2 separate regions of the Homo sapiens genome follow, and region 1 is linked to region 2. The links are chromatin loops, found by intact Hi-C in ENCODE. Cell type or tissue: CD4-positive, alpha-beta T cell. All regions are shown on one strand. Links, peaks and the distances in the headings refer to the core of each region. The heading gives the core; the rest is flanking DNA.

Region 1 (8,385 bases), core at 2,611-5,110, 47 kb before region 2:
TAGAGCAAGCTATTAGGTTTACAGCTCCCCGAAAATAGTTTCACACAGCTCTGATTGCATAGGGCCCTCTGAGGTCCTGCTGCAGGTTTGGTTTGGTTTCATGGTGATTTTATATTTCCTGTTCAAGTTTTTATTAGTTTTATATAGATACATAAGCATGAAGGGTCAAGGGGAAGGGAGAAACACAATAAGACCAAATGGAGTTTTTCAGTTAGTAATAGGAATTTAAGGAAACAGGATGTTGCTCAACTCATGGGAGGTTGATGCTGGAGTCTGGAGAGCCAGGCCCATGTTTAATCAAGGATCTGATGTCAAATAACTATGCAGAGTGAACCTATTGCATCGCTCAACTTGTATTCCCCTCCCATTCTTCTATGTTCTTCTATGTATGAAGACTGTCTTGCCAAAGCTATTTCATTGTTGTAGACATTAGGAACAGAGAAAAAAAATACACTTGTGGACCAAGGTAATTCTAAATCTATTTCAGTTGGTGTTTAAAGGCATGGGCCCAGAAGCCATACTGCCTGGGTGTAAGTCCTAGCTTCTCCACATTCTAGCCATGGGATCTAGAACACCAGTATCCTCATGCCTCACCTGTGAAATGGGGACAATAGAACTTACCTCATATGGCTGTGTATATGTGGAAAGTCTCATTTAAAAATAAATGAGAACCAAGGTAAAACTTATAATAAATTCTTCTATATATCCACATGCATATAAACTTAGAAAACTACTAGGCATACAATGACTGAAATAATATATGTTAAATATTTAGGACAGTATCTGTCTCATAGAAACTGCTCAATACATTTATCTCTTATGTTTATTATTATTATTGCTGCTGTTACATGTTTAATGAAGTATTAATTTACACAACCAATTATCTCATCTCAGTTTCCTGAGACGCTGCTATATATACTCCTGGTCTTCTAGTACCCTTGGGTCATGGTGGAACCATGCATGTGATTTGGTTGCATGAAGAATCAGGCCAGTGGACATACATTTACCTGTGGTAATCCACTGAATACTTGTGGAAGTGAAAAAGTACCCTCTAGAACCATGCTTGTCAAATGTTAGTGTGCATGGGAATTGTCTCGGAATTGCATTATGGAAATGCAGCTTCTGATTTAGTAGGTCTTGGTTAGGCCTATGTCTTTGCATTACTGCTAGTCTACAGACCATACTTTCAGTCACCAGAGAATCTAGGAATGAGCAGACAACCTAGGCTCCAGGCCCACCTCTCCTGCTGAATTCAAATGGTATTTTTCACAATTCACTTATTTCCTTCACCCTGTCAGCCAGCCAAATAAGCACTGGGAGTGTATAAGAACTGCAAGAAATGTTTTGAGGAACGCAAAGGTGACTGTGGCATGCTCATTCCTGCTTTTAAAGGATTTACCACCTAATGGTACAGAAACACACACACACACACACACACACACACACACACACACACACAAAGGAATGCCATCCAAGACTGCAAGGAGGAGCCAAAAGTGTCCAGGAGAGGGAGGATCATACTGGCAACCTAAAGAAATCAGGGTAACACATTTAATGTTGTTTTGCCTTAATTTGCCCCTCTACAAAATGGAACTAATTTTTTTGTCACTTGGCTCTTAAGACTATACTGAGGGCAAAATGAATTCATCAAGTTTAGAGTATTTTTGCAAGCAGTATCCTATGTAATTGTTGTTAATATCAGCAGTAATATCAATATTCCAGTTATAAATAGATAACTCACTTGGAGTGATTCTACTTATTATTGTACATAATTCTAAGTATCACTTTTGTATTAGGAAACGGCTCTCTTTGCTGACTTCATGACTGTAGGGCAAACGCTGTGTTTTTGACATGGGACAGGAGGAGTACCCTGCATGGGGACTCTGCATTCAGCTCATAAGTAACATGGTGGGGTTGTGGAGAAGGCAGTTCCATTTCTGTCTCACAGCCCAGGATCCTGGGTTATTAACTGGGGGCTGTGAGGAGTATGGAGTTTGCAGAGGGAATATTCTAAAGAGGTGTGGTCAAGTTGTTCAGAGAAGAGCAAGCATCTGAAACAGAATAATAGAAATTATTCCATTCTTCCGATTATGGCAACACATAGGAACCCTACCCATCCCTTTTCCCACTTCAAGATGAACTGGTTACTATTTTTAGGGTTCTTTCTTTTGTTCTAAACACAATGAATTTTAAGTTGCCGGCTACCCAAGATACAGAGCTCTCTGTGGGTTAGGGTGAGACATTTGTAGGGCCTACATCACAGCTCAACTTCTGCCTCTGCCCAGTCTACTTTCCCCTCCTGCACATCCACAGATGTTGATCCTGAGGGCACTCCTTAATAAATACTCTGCTTGCTAATCCTCCCTTAGAGTCTGCTTCCTAGGGAACAGAACCTGTGACCTCTTTGACCATTCCTCTTTTTACCTTGTGGCACATCTAAACAAAATTGACTACTCTCAGCTCCTTGAATAAGCCACAAACTCTAACCTCTATGTTCATTTGCACATATTCCATGTCCATCACATAATAAAATACCCAGCACATTGCAAATATGCATTAGTTATTGTTGAAAAAACATGTGTCCTTGTATCTGGCCCTTCTTCCTCTAATCTCCCTTTCTTGAGTAACTACTTCATCCTCATCTTTTCAGATAATTCAGCCTAAATGTCACTTCCTCTACCAAGCATTTTCTGATTTTCCTTGTCCTTTTTCCTTTCTTGGAATTGCTATTGTTCTCTTCGCTCTATAAGAAATTTTGTTAAACTGTATCACAGCAGCTTATTTGCCTATTTCCCTTCATCCTATGCAAACCGTGAGTTGTTTTTGAACACCTTGAAGTCATGGCTGTTTTTTTCACCTCTGTTTATACAGCAATAGTTTTCTTTTTTTTTTTAACCTTTGTTCATCCAGGCTCAAGAGGTGTTTAAAAATGAAACTTAGATCTGTGATCTCCTAATACAGATCTGCATTAGAATCACCTGGAGAAATGTTAGAAATGTAAATTCTCATTCTTGACCTCTGACTCAATAACTCCAGGATTAGGGCCCATTTCTGCCACCTTTGGGAACTGCTGACGAAAATCTCAGCTTGACTATCCACCATTTCTACTGAGAAGAGATCCATTTAGTTATATTTTTAGTTTTTTGACATTACAGTTGATCCTTGAACAACATGGGTTTGAACTTCTGGGGTCTACTTACATGTGGATAATTTTCAAACAAATGCAGATGGAAAATACAGCATTCATATGATGCGAAACCTGCCTGCATGGACAGCCAACTTTCAGCATTTGCAGGTTCTGCAAGCCTGAATGAGGGACTTGAGTAAGTGCAGATTTTGGTATACATGGGGGTCCTGGAACCAATCCCTCACACATACCAAGGGGTCACTGTAGCTTGATCATTTACTTTTAAGCATAGCTAAGCTCTTGGTCAGGAATACACCACCCAATTATTTCTCTGCTCCTATGGAAAATGACACTGTGCCTTCCAGAGGTCCAGTTTGGTAACAGCATGAGAGCACCAGAGACAGGTTGCCTGGGTTGACCCCTGGTCCCAACCCTTTGCTGACAGTACAACCTTAGACAAATTACATATTTCTTTGTGCCTCAGTGTTCTCACCTGCAAAATGAGGACAATAATAATTTGTACCTCATGCATTGGTTGTAAGAATCAAATAAGTGAATGCATGGGGAGTGTTTAGAACTGAACTTGACACATAGGGAAATCTCAATAAATGTTACTTATTTCTATTTCTATAATGATTACTGTTTTTTATTATGATCTTAGGAAATTACTGTCTAGAAAAATATGTAACTATAAGGGACATATTGACTAACTGTGAATGTCTAAAAGTTTGGCAGAGGAATGTATAACAAAATTCACAATTTGAGATTCTAGTCCCATGACATACGTTATCTTCCCATTGTTAGTTGCTTTTCCATGATCTCCTTGTTCCTGGTGCCTGAAGATTTTTCTCACATCTTGTTGTTCTGGCAGGGCTTTCCAAGCTTAAACAATATGCTCTATAGTTCAACATTCTACAAGAGACTTGGGTGAAGGATGTTTTTTATATCTCGGAAGTTTAAAATTGCGCAATCCTTCAGGCATAGTGTTTCAACTGAGAGTGGCCTGTTTTCTGAAAGCAGTCTTCCGTACAGACAGTAGTATATCAATTTGTCACCAACTTGGAGATCCCGGCAGAAAACTGTGAAAATTACATACCTGTAATTTGGTTTTCTCATTATAGGGACCTTGACCAGTCTGGATGCTATAGAGTAAGGTCATTGACACTTAAAAGAGAGCAGCTGGACTTAAGAATTTGATGGCAAAACTCAGCAACCCCTCCTTTCCCCTCCGCCTCCACATCCCCCTCTGGCAGGAAATTACACCCAAACCACAGAAAACATTGCACATGCTTTCATCCAAAGAGAAATAATAAAGTTGATCAGCTTAAATTAAAAGGCTGTAACCTATTTTTTACTTTGTGTAAATAAGTCAGGTGTAACAATCTATTTTACTTGCCTATGAAAGTGTTCATCCACCTGAAGGCAACAGAAAGCTGAGATTTCACAGAATCAATTTAGGGTGAACTTGAGAAAAGGTTTTCACATAAAAACTCCCAAAAATATTACTATGAAAGTCTGTGAACTTTTTTCTCATTGAAAAAAATAATTGCCTCTCAGGGCCCCCAATTCTAGATAAAGACACAAAGGATGCTTGACCTGTAAAAGATTAGAACTATATGATAGATTTGAAATCTGTCTTGTAAAAGATAAATTCTTTTTTTATTATTCCCCAGTGTAGAACTAAGGCAAATGAATAGAAAGATATTAAGGCAGTGACTTTGGGTCAACATGAGTTTAGGATGTAGAAATGTCATTATATTAACAGCTGGCAGCCTATTTACTCCTAAAAAGGGAAGAACATTTGCTTACAGATATACCCTGACAATGTCTTAAAGAAGATGAGTATTATGCTGAATTAGGTTTGTAGAGTATGTTCTTTGTATAGTGACATATTCTTTGACCCCTCAAATTTTCAGTAAAATAAGTAAACCAGCACAAAGCTAATTTCTAGAGGATCTTTCATGAACTGGTGGAGGGATTCAATGTTGCCTCCAGGACAATGTAGGATGAAAACAAGGACTAACACGACAGCTGGAACGTTGATGGACAGATGCATAAGGAAGCAAACTATCAGGAATTTGCGAAAATTATGAAGCGGGGCTCTGAATTTCCAGAGAAGTTCACAGTGAACTGACAAATCCCTGAGAGGCAGGGAAGCCCTGGCTGACAGCTCATTTTCAACAGAAAGAACTTTCCTATAATGCTCACCTAGCTAGTAAAGTGACTCCCTAGCTCCTATACTTACTTCCTCCCTCAGGGCTAACAAGCCCTACCGTGGCATCCTCACAGGGCTGGACTCTGATCCCCCTGGTCAAGGAGAGAGTCCATTGAGGGAGATGAATTAATTAAGAGATTTACAGCTCAGAAGGCATAATGGAAGATGCAGCCCTGTTTATTGTGCTTCATGAACCCAGAGAAGAAGTCCCAAACTCAGTTTTGGAGTAAGACGGTATTAGAGAAAGTTTCTCAAAAGAGGTGACAGTGGGTTGGGGCAGGAGTAAATTTAAACAAACAGTAAGTTCAAAATGTAAAATTGTTTGATATTTTGAGGGAACGGCAAGCCCTTGAGTGTGGCTAGCTCACAGCGGCTAACGTGGGAGATTCGGGGCTGCCTTTCAAAACAAGCATAGGAAGGTAGCCAAAGACCACATCTAAAAGGTTCCTAAGTCAATCTAAAGAGCTTGGATTTTTATCCTGAAGACAATAGGAAGCCACTGACAGTTTTTAAGTAAAGAAGCACTGTGATTACATTTGGTGATTGAGAAAAATATGTTGAGGGTCTCTAGACAGCTGTTTTGTGGAGTTTAGATATTTGCTTGTCCAATGCCATCCTCCTAGCCTGAGGACCTATGTGTCCTTCCAGACATACCTCCCCTATGAAAAATTATCTGATAATATCAACCCCCTCCTTTGATCTTTGTCACATTTGTTTTTCGCTCCTGTATCACTTACCTCCTTGCACATTTTTTAAAATGAAGCATTCTTCAAGTGTCATTTCACATCTAAATCTTTGAAAATTATTCAGGACAGACACTCACAAGCCTACAGGACACAATCAGATAAGTGAGTAAAGCAAACCAGGAATAAGAGGCATTTGTCTGCATGGTGCTGTGGGTTGAATGTGTCCCCCCAAAAGTTTATATGGTGAAAGTTTTATTCCTTAATGCAGCAATGTTGGGAGGTGGGACCTGGTGGGAGGTGGGAGGTTTTTGAGTTATGGGGGCCTAGGCCTCAGGAAGGGATTAGTGCACTTCCCTCAGGATAGGGATAGTTCTCACAAGAGCAGTGTTACAGAGCAGATAACCCCACTTTGTTTCTTTTCCTTTTGCTTGTGCTCACTTGTACTTCTGCTTTTCTCTCATGCTGTGAAGCAGCACAAAGCCCTCACCTAATGTAGCCACCTGATCTTGGACTTCCCAGCATCTAGTACTATGACCTAAATACATTTTTCTTTAAAAATTACCCAGTCCCAGGTAATTTGTCATGGCAACAGAAAATGGATTAAGACACATGGGAAACATGTAGTAATGCTCTTTACTTCCACAAAAAAAGAGGTTGAAAAAAACACACACATTTATGTAACATAAGAAAAGCAACAGCACAAGGGCAGTGCTAATAGAGATGTGTAATTAACCACAGTATTCATGAAGCAATAGGGAGTGATGAGATCTGTAGTCAATCAGAGAGATCATTCACTTTTGTAAGAAAGGTAGTCGCTACTTGTCCCAAGTAATTGTTGACATGCAGAGTTAGAGAAACAGAGTGTAAGATGTCTTGATTAAAAAGGGGGAAAAAATCAAACTCCAAATTTTTATATGAAATATCCTTATACCTAAAAATTGGTTGAAAACTTTTCTGAATATTACAGACCAATATCAGCATATCAGTGGCCCAGATATATCCCACATACCCTACAAATTACAACTTGCGTAATACATTTTTATGTGACCATGAAGTCTAGAAACTTGCTTAATAAATATAATTTGAAAACAAGGTGCTTTTGTTTCTGTGACTTTTGACACCCTCATCTTTATCATTCATTGAGCTCTGACTTTGTGTTGACTTTCATTGCTATTTATTTTTCATGTTTATTTTTAATCTTTTCAAAGAGATGAGACCTCCCGAATATCATAAATCATCACTTCAGCATCTTTCTTTCCCCAGCCCATAACATGGTTATTTTTCCTTTGTTTAGGCGCTGTAATAATTATAAAAACTAAAATTTATTAATTGTTTACTACAGGTAAACAATTCATATTATCTCATTTGTTTCCTAAAACAATATTATAAAATAGCTACTGATATTTTGATTCTTACTTACAGATGAAGAATTCAAAGATTGGAAAGATTAAACAAAGTGTCCAGGCTTATGTAGTTAGGAAGTTATGGAGCTGGGACTCAAACATGGCAGGCTGGCCCCAGGAGGTACTATTTTACTGCTAAAAATGCCAGATGATGGTAGAAGTGATGTTGATGATGTCAGAGAATTTGAAGCAGGTATTTCTTCTGGCTTACTCAAGCTCTATGATTCCTCAAGGCTATTCCTTGAATGTAAGTCATTTCAAATAACTTTCAATGCATAATGTCCCATACAAAAAAAGAAACTGGGGTAATCTTTTGATTTTATGATGATATTTGTCATGTGGTGATTTATAAACCTTGGAAAAGTACTTTGGAGCCATGGATTCACAAAGATGTGTCCTGATTCCCTTCATATTTGATTTGAATATAATGGCTTTCATATGCATTCAAATATTTCTAAAACATTAATTTAAAAAAAAAGCCAGGTGCGGTGGCTTACGCCTGTAATCCCAGCACTTTGGGAGGCCAAGGCAGGCAGATCACGAAGTCAGGAGTTCGAGACCAGCCTGGCCAACATGATGAAACCCCATCTCTACTAAAAATACAAAAATTAGCCGGATGTGGTGGCAAGCGCCTGTAGGCCCAGCTCCTCAGGAGAGTGAGGCAGAAGAATCGCTTGAACCCAGGAGGCAGAGGTTGCAGTGAGCTGAGACAGCGCCATTGCACTCCAGCCTGGGTGACAGAGTGAGACTCCATCTCAAAAACAAAAAATAAAAAAAAAACCCAGCAAATTCAAGTGGCAATTCAACCCATTAGCAATCTCCAGTGTGCTAACTAGTAGTATCACTAACCATTTAATAAATACATATATATTTCAACATGAAGTGCATTTATACTAATAAAATACCACTTTTCTCTGCTTTGCATATTGGAGTTCTATGTCAGATTTTGTTTGC
Region 2 (8,385 bases), core at 3,024-5,523:
AGAAAATGGGTTTTTCTTTTCTACCACATGGCTGAGCTGCAAATTTTCCAAGCTTTTATGCTGTTTCTTTTTAAAATGTAAATTCTAGTTTCAGATAATCTGTTTGTTCACACATATAAGCATATACTTTCAGAAACAGCTAGGTCACATGCTGCTTAGAAATTTCTTCTATCAGATACCCTAAATCATCTCTCTCAAGTTCAAAGTTCCATAGATCTGTAGGGCAGGTGCACAGTGCCACCAATCTCTTTGCTAAAGTGTAGCAAGAGTGACCTTTACTCCAGTTCCCAATAAGTTATTCATCCCCATCAGAGACCACCTCAGCCTGAACTTCATTGTCCATATCACTATCAGCATTTTGGTCAAAACCATTCAACAAGTCTCTAGGAAGTTCCAAACTTTCCCACATCTTTCTGTCTTTTGAGCTGTCCAAACTGTTGCAACCTCCTCCAGTTACCCAGTTTCAAAGTCACTTCCACATTTTCAGGTGTCTCTATAGCAGTGCCCCACTTTCCTGGTACCAATTTTCTGTACTACTCTATTTTCATACTGCTATGAAGAACTACCTGAGACTGGGTAATTCATGAAGAAAAGAGATTTAATTCTCCACAGGCCATATAGGAAGCATGGCTGGGAGGCCTCAGGAAACTAACAATCATGATGGAAAGCAAAGGGGAAGCAGGCACGTTTTACCATGATGGAGAAGGATAGAGAGAAAAGCGTGGGGGAAAGGGCCACATATCTTTAAACCATCACATTTCATGAGACCTCACTATCATAAGAGAACAGCATGGGAGAAATCTGCCCCCACTATCCAGCCATCTCCCACCAGTTCCCTCCCTCAACACTGGGAATTACAATTCAACGTGAGATTTGGGTAGGAACACAGAGCCAGACTATATCTGAAGTGGAGCCTGAAGATGTGGCTGAATTGCTGCAATCTCATGATAAAACTTGAACAGATGAAGAGTCACTTCTTATGGATGAACAAATAAAGTGGTTTCTTGAGATGAAATCTACTCCTGGTGAAGATGTTGTGTACATTGTTGAAATGACAGCAAAGGAGTTAGAATGCTACAAAAACTTAATAGATAAAGCAGCAGGAGGGTTTGAGAAGACTGACTCCAATTTTGAAAGAAGTTGTACTGTGAGTAAAAACCTATCAAACAGCACCACATGCTACAGAGAAGTCTTGCATAAAAGGAAGAGTCAATCGATGTGACACATTTTATTATTGTCTTATTTTAAGGAATTGCAACAGCCAAGCCAAGCTTCAGCTACTACCATCCTCATCATTCAGCAGCCATCAACATTGAGGCAAGACCCTTCACCAGCAAAAAGATTACAACTTGCTGAAGGCTCAGATGTTTGTCAGCAATTTTTAGCTGCTAAGTGTTTTTTAATTAAGATACATACATTGTTTCTGTAGGTATAATGCTATGGTAAACATAATGGATTACAGGATAATTTAAATATAATTTTGTATGCACTGGGAAGCAAAAAATTCATGTGATTTGATTCATTTCAATATTCATTTTATTGTGGTGGTCTTGAACCAAACCCTCTATTTCTCTGAGGTGCATGCCTGTAGTTCCAAACATGGGTTCAAAACTTTAACCAATAGAAATTTGGAGCTGGGAATTTGGTATGTCACAAAGTTATATAGAATTGAGTATTAGCATTATTATATAATTGCTGTTGTTATGCTTTGGACGTCTACACAGTTCTTGGTGATGAATGAAATGTCTAGAAAGGTGTGATATCTGATTACAAAGAACTACCATTCTAAAAAGCCACAGACCAAATAAGAAGGGAAACAGAAGAAAAAAATATTATTTTCACTGTTCATTTTCTCATTTCCTTTTATCCTTTCTTATTATGAAGAACAGAGGTGGTGGGCAAAGAGCGGGTAACTGGCATGTGCACACACAAATCCAAAGTGTCAATGATTCTTCAGCATCTATTGAGATTTGCATCCATCTAAAATGGTACCTCCAAATATGATGAAAACAGATAATATATCCTGTTCAGAAATGCAATTGAACTGAGAAAAATCTCAACAGAGACGTTCATTTGAGAAATTTTGCTACAGCAAAAATTACCAGTAGTCAGAATGATTCCTCTAGGTCATTGTCTAAACAATGCCTAAAAGCTAGTGAGAAAAATACAAAAACAGTACTATTGTTTTTCTCCTTCCAATCTTTGGGCTTCCTTTTTGAAAAAACTCAAAGATTCAGAATTGATTTTTAATTGCAAATTTAATAAAGGAGAAACTTTAAAAAATATATCTAGTGAACTTAGGTAGTATAGAGTTGAATGCCTGGGGATTGTAGGTTCACATGAGGATGTGAGTTTTGGTTTTACTAAGAAACACAGGCACAAATAAAAGAGAGAGAATAAAGCATCATAATATGGAGTAATTTATAGTGTTTGTGAAACATACATTTATCTATAAACTATAATGTCAAATTCCATACCATTAGAGTAAAGAAGAATGGCTAAACATGATGGAAGGTAGAGGGATAACATTTGTTCTTTTTCTAATTTTTAAAAATAAGCCATGAAGAAGAAATATTATATCCCAGGAACAATTAGTGTAGCTGAACAGGCATTGAATTTTGTTCCTAGGTTTATCAAGAATTAGTTGGAAGGACTTTCCCTGAGGCCTTATTTTCTTCAACCTAGAATTTGGGGGAAGGGCGGTGAGGGGGTGGACCAGATGATCTTTAAGATCGCTTACTGTGCCAGAATCAAATGTATTCTAAATCTATCATAAGTTCCATTTTATACACATACGAACACACAAAAGAGATAAAAATGCCAGTTGTTATCTTTTTCCCAAGGCTTTGGTTTTGTTTCAGACCTTATTTTGGAAGGGGAAAAAATCACAGATGAATCACTGCAAATTATGATACCAGTCATGGATCTTATCAAAATTGACGACTCATCCATTTTCAGCAGTTTTGCTAGCCATAGGAAAAATGCAGTTTTTTTCTCTTCCTCCTCCAAAGGCCAAAGGAACATGATTGCATCTTTTCTCTAATCTGTAAAAAAACGGCTATGATCATTTTTTAAATTGTTTTGTACACTTCAGTGTTTAATTCACAGAAAGCAAATTGTTTAAGTTCATTTTGAAGCCAGTCTTTTCAAAAGACTAATGTTAATGTTTTGATTTTCTGGCTTGTAGTCATAATATTTAATATAATGATTATTAATATTTATTCTAATTTGTTATCATTATTCATTTAAAGTTGTTTGATTTTAGTTTATAAGTCCTAATATTATGTAATAGTAAGAGCATGTAATTTGAGTCAAGGGCATATATATTTGTGTATATCTTTTCTACTTATAGAGTTGTGACCTTTTAGGTTTTTTTATTTACTCATTTATTCTTAATTTCCTCACTGGTAAAATGAAGAAACTGATAAAAACATGTCAAATTTACTATCTGAGGATATTGAAAAATCAAGTAAAATAATTATGTGAAACCATTTAAAAATTGCTGAGCATGATGCAACTAATATTTATCCTAATTATTATTCTCCTACTTATTTTTGTACTCTACACAGTAATGGAATTCTACACATATTTCAAGTTGGGATTCACAATTAATTTTATAATTTCTATGTACTTTTGAATTTATGGTTGTCCAGTTCTGCATACATAAATTCTTAAAAAATCAAAACATGTCTGGCTAATCCAGAACCACTATTAACATAAAATGTGAAGAAGTAGTCCAACTGGCTCAGACAGCATGCTGATAGCTCCAGTGTATTCAGCACAACTAAATGTTCACGACTGGTGGTTTGTTCAAATATACAATATGGAAATATCCTCATAGATTAAAATCTTACCCAGCCAGAAGTACTACAACTGTGATGGCAAAATTTAAAGACAGGGCAAATTTTCAAATGTAACCTTTCACTCAATTCTGTCCAAAATGTAATTCATTTCCATTCAGCAAAGTGACTATTTTTGCAGTTTTCCTGGGCTTCCACAATGGAAGGAGTTTTTGATTATTGAGGTCACTATCAGGAAAATAAACTAAGAGTTGTGATTGCCGTACACAGACCTATGGAGATCCTGAGAGTTCATAAAGATGGAAGATACTATAAAGTGTCCATTCTATGTGCAGAAACATGGTGAGAAGGTTTATTTTGGATTTCTCAAAGAAAATCATTATAGCAACCTGGAAATTTAGTGTGGTTCCTTGAATTTAAGCAGTCTGGGGAATTATTGGTTTTGAATTACTGGCAATAGTGAAGAGGGCTAAATACAGTTTCAGAATGAAAATTAGTATTATGTTGTCAGGAAGTGAATGAGCAAAAAGGTGCAAAGGCAAAAAAAAAAAAAAAAGAGAGAGAGAGAAAGAGAGAAGATCACTGGGGCTGATACCAAAAAGTGCAACATAAATTCAGAGATGACAGAGCAGGTGAAGATTTTCAGTGTGGCCACGACAATGTCACCTACAGCTGAGAATCAGAGAAAGAAAGAGAGAGATAAGCAAGGAAGCCGCAGTGCAAATGTGAAGCAAGTTCACTTTACTACGTTACCACTTGAGGTCTAAATGAGATCTGATATTTTCTCTCCCATCCCCTTTAATGCCGTCATTAGAAATAGTTGAAAGCTTTAGAAGCTACAAAATTTCTGGAGAAAACATAGCTGCAGTTCAGTTTTTTAACAAAAAGAATTAACTCCACACTGCCTTGCCTGCAACATTGAAGCTTGGCTCTCAAACAACAAATTGCAACATAACTTTTTTGATTTTGTTTTTTATTAAGCTTATGTCCACCCTCCAGCCAGGGCTCACATTTTTCCTTCTGGCTCAATAGAAGCTTCAGGGAGAAGGCTTTACATTTTTCATTCCTTGAAGTATTTCTCTTTCCTTGCAATTCAGGTATCTCGTCCCACAATTTTATTTTACAAGTTCATATATTGGAAATGTCCCATGATAGAGTGTTGGAATCAAAAGCCTGAACTCAAAATGCTGTGCCATTAATAGAGTGGCATTACACAGGTCATTTAATTGTTTAAGTTCTTTGAACTTCAGATTTTTATCTGCAAATAGGAATAAGCTCATAATTTGAAGAGATATTTTGGGGATTAACTGAGATATAATAATTAAATTTAAGAAAAGATACTAGACTAAATGTTGGCTAGCTTCACCTCTGCCTACTCCTTCTTAAACAATCCTTGGAGAGAACTACATCAAAAAGTGAGTAAAAGAAAATCTTTCTGAATAAAAGCAAGGACTTTAGAGATATATAAACCTGTTTAGAATCCCAGTTCCACACTTACTAGCTCTGTGAACTTTCTTGATTCTTAATCTCTCCGAATCTAAGTCTCCTCTTTTTTAAAAGGAGGATAGTACTTCATGTCCACTAGGATTTCTTTAAGTTGAAATCATGTATTCGATGTATTTGTTTTATTCATGCAAAGAAATATTTTTGGATAGTCCCAGGCACTGTTCTAGGCACATGGGAATACATTAGTGAGCAAAACAAATAGAAATCTCTGCCCCATGGAGGTTGAGTTGTGGTGGGAGAAGACAAATGATACATAATAAATAAAATAAATAATTTGAATGGCACACTAAATGGTTATAAATGCTATAGCAAAAAAGAAAAAGAAAGGGGTTTGAAAGTTTGGCAGGAAGTTTTTTGAGTTGAAAGGAAGGCAGACCATGCTTCAGTGTGCAATGTGATGATCAGGGTGGGGCTCACTGAGACATGAGATTAGTGCAAAATCCTGAGGAGGGTCTGTAAGTCAGTCAAGTGGGAATAGGAGGGGAAGAGCATTACAAGCATCAGGATCAGATAAGTAAAAACTCTAACAGCAAGGAGGCCAGTGTGGCTGGAAATAAGTATTGAAGAAACTAGTAGGGAAAAGGTGAGAAGGGCGATAGGAACCAGATAACATAGGGCCTTAAAGGCCATTGTGAGGACTTTGATTCTGAAGGAAACAGAGACCCTTTTGTAGAGTTTTAAGAAGGCAGTGATGTAATCCAATTGATGCTTTTGGAAAATCCTTTGACTGCTGTATTGAAATTTTTTCAACTGGGAGGACACAGGATAGTAGTGGAACAACTGGTTTAGAGGCAGAATATGGAAGAGGAGTAAAGCAACCAAAAAACGGTAGAATGATGAGAAGTTGTAAAAATGTAGATCTAAGTTAAAAGTAAAGCTCATAAGATTTCCTGATGTATTGAATATTACATGTAAAAGATAGGGGAGAGAATGAAGATCTCTAGATTTTGTGGCTGGGCAACTGGAAGAATGGAATTGCCATTAGCTTGAATGAAGAAGACTATGGGTTGAGCAAGTTTCAGGGCAGCGAGATTAGGAACTAAGTTAGGCAAAACCAGTTTCAGAGGTCTATTAAACACTCAAGAAAAGATGTCCAATGTACAATTGGATCTATGAGACTAGGGCTCAAAAAAGATATCTGAATTGGGTATTTCAACTCTGGAGTCATCAGCATTCAGAAATATCTAAAGCCATGGGACTGGATAAAATCAACAGGCAAGTGAGTAGAGCTAGAGAGAGAAGATGACCACAGATCAGGAGAACAGATAAGTAACCAGTGAAGGAGGAAAGAATTCAAGGGAACACCCCTGGAAGCCAAATCAAGAAAGCATATCTATAAGAAAGGAGGGAGCAGTGACTACAAATGCTGCCAGTAGGTTGTATAGGAAGAAAAGGACTGAGAACTGATTTGGATACATAAAGATCATTGTTAATTTGATAAGAGCAGTTTTGCTGGAATGGTGATGGGGGTGGAGGATGCCTAACTATGCCAAGTTTAAAAAACAATAATAAGAGAAATTTTTGAGAAAATAAGAATAGATGCCTTTATCAAGAAGTTTTGCTGAAAATGAAAAAAAAAGGAATGATAAATTCTGTGAAAAGTAGAGTCAAATGAAGGCTTTTTGAGGTGGATGAAATTAAAGCATGATTCAGTGTTGACATTATATATGTTAAGCCCCTGTAAAAAGGCTTGCCCCATGGCAGCTAGCGTTATCTATATTCCCTATGTACCAGTTCCTTTTTTTTTTTTTTTAGACAGAGTTTCTGTCTGTCACCCAGGCTGTAGTGCAGTGGTGCTATCTCAGCTTACTGCAAGCTCTGCCTCCTGGGTTCACGCCATTCTCCTGCCTCAGCCTCCTGATTAGCTGGGACTACAGGCACCCGCCACCACACCTGGCTACTTTTTTTTTTTTTTTGTATTTTTTAGTAGAGACGGGGTTTCACCGTGTTAGCCAGGATGGTCTTGATCTCCTGACCTCGTAATCTGCCCGCCTCGGCCTCCCAAAAAGCTGGGATTACAGGCATGAGCCACCTCAGCCGGCCTGTACCAGTTCTTAAACTGAATAACCCTGGCTATCAAAAAGTATTTATGTATTGATACTTTCCAACATACAAGTACCTGTGAATATAAGTGACAAGATTGGCCTATGCCTGAAAGGGATGGGAAAACTCAACTGGAAAGAAAAGTCTTTCCCTGATTTGGAAATCTCTACACTACATTCAAGACAATCACACTATTTAAAGGAAAAATACTAAGAAGATTACCATGTTTTTTTGTAACCTCTTTGGAGCTATCACTTTTGCATCAAGAGACACATGATCTTCCTGAAACAACTCATTCTGTTATTTATAAAACAAAACATATTTTCTCAGAGATATAATGTCATAGTGATGCTTATATCCTTAGCTTAAGACTTCTAGCACTCTTCAAATCTATTCAATTCACAGTACAATTGGAACACTATGGAATGAAGAAGAAGGGAAAGACTAGAAGAAAGGTTAGATCAAGAGGAAAAATAATGTGATTAAGTAAGGAGAAGAGTTCCATACAGGTGACAGTAGGTGATTCAGCTAAATGGGAAGGACCAAGTAATTTCCATTACAATTATTGAAGTTTATATAGAATTTGGTGGTGTTTGTTTTGTCCAATCTCAGTTTTTTGATAGTTGCACCTTGATTTTTCCCTTGAAAACTATCTTTCCATTATCGCCAACAGATTTGGTGGAATGTAGATCTAGTTGCCGTGCCCTCTCCTTGACAAGCTGTAAGCAAAAACCCAAGCTGAAATAATGAACTCTTCATCTTAAAGGAAGTGGCAACAGGAAAGAAGAGTTGTCACTGTCTCCTTTCCATGAGAATTCCCTTAAGAGATAGTCTACTGGGTCCAACTTCCCAAATGCAGGGCTCATCTTGAGTCAATATACTCTGCTATGACTGTACTCATTTTTCACATAGGTATCCATTCCATTTGGTCAGTATCTGCACTGTACCTGTTGTTAAGTATTTTGTGTATAACATCTACATTGCCCTGGCCTCTGTCAATTTCAAGGCTCAGTTCTTCAGCTCTTCCTTTATATCT

What was found. A loop is a pair of places that touch in the nucleus more often than their neighbours do. Peaks named below come from ENCODE experiments on the same cell type or tissue, not always from the same donor. Only the 100,000 strongest peaks of a DNase experiment are listed, where the experiment ranks them.
Region 1: it touches region 2 in a loop (2.7-fold over the local background); 6 of 110 quality-filtered maps call a loop at or near these places.

The regions. Positions count from the first base shown.
Region 1 is chr3:18,721,725-18,730,109 of GRCh38, reverse strand. No RefSeq gene overlaps it. Among named protein-coding and RNA genes, the nearest start is that of SATB1-AS1, 280 kb to the right of the region's middle. In CD4-positive, alpha-beta T cell, for the core only: no CTCF peak of the experiment used is centred there; DNase peaks (open chromatin) are centred at 4,109 and 4,359; H3K4me3 peaks cover 534 bases; H3K27ac peaks cover 2,500 bases.
Region 2 is chr3:18,675,521-18,683,905 of GRCh38, reverse strand. No RefSeq gene overlaps it. Among named protein-coding and RNA genes, the nearest start is that of SATB1-AS1, 230 kb to the right of the region's middle. In CD4-positive, alpha-beta T cell, for the core only: no CTCF peak of the experiment used is centred there; a DNase peak (open chromatin) is centred at 4,475; H3K4me3 peaks cover 379 bases; H3K27ac peaks cover 1,049 bases.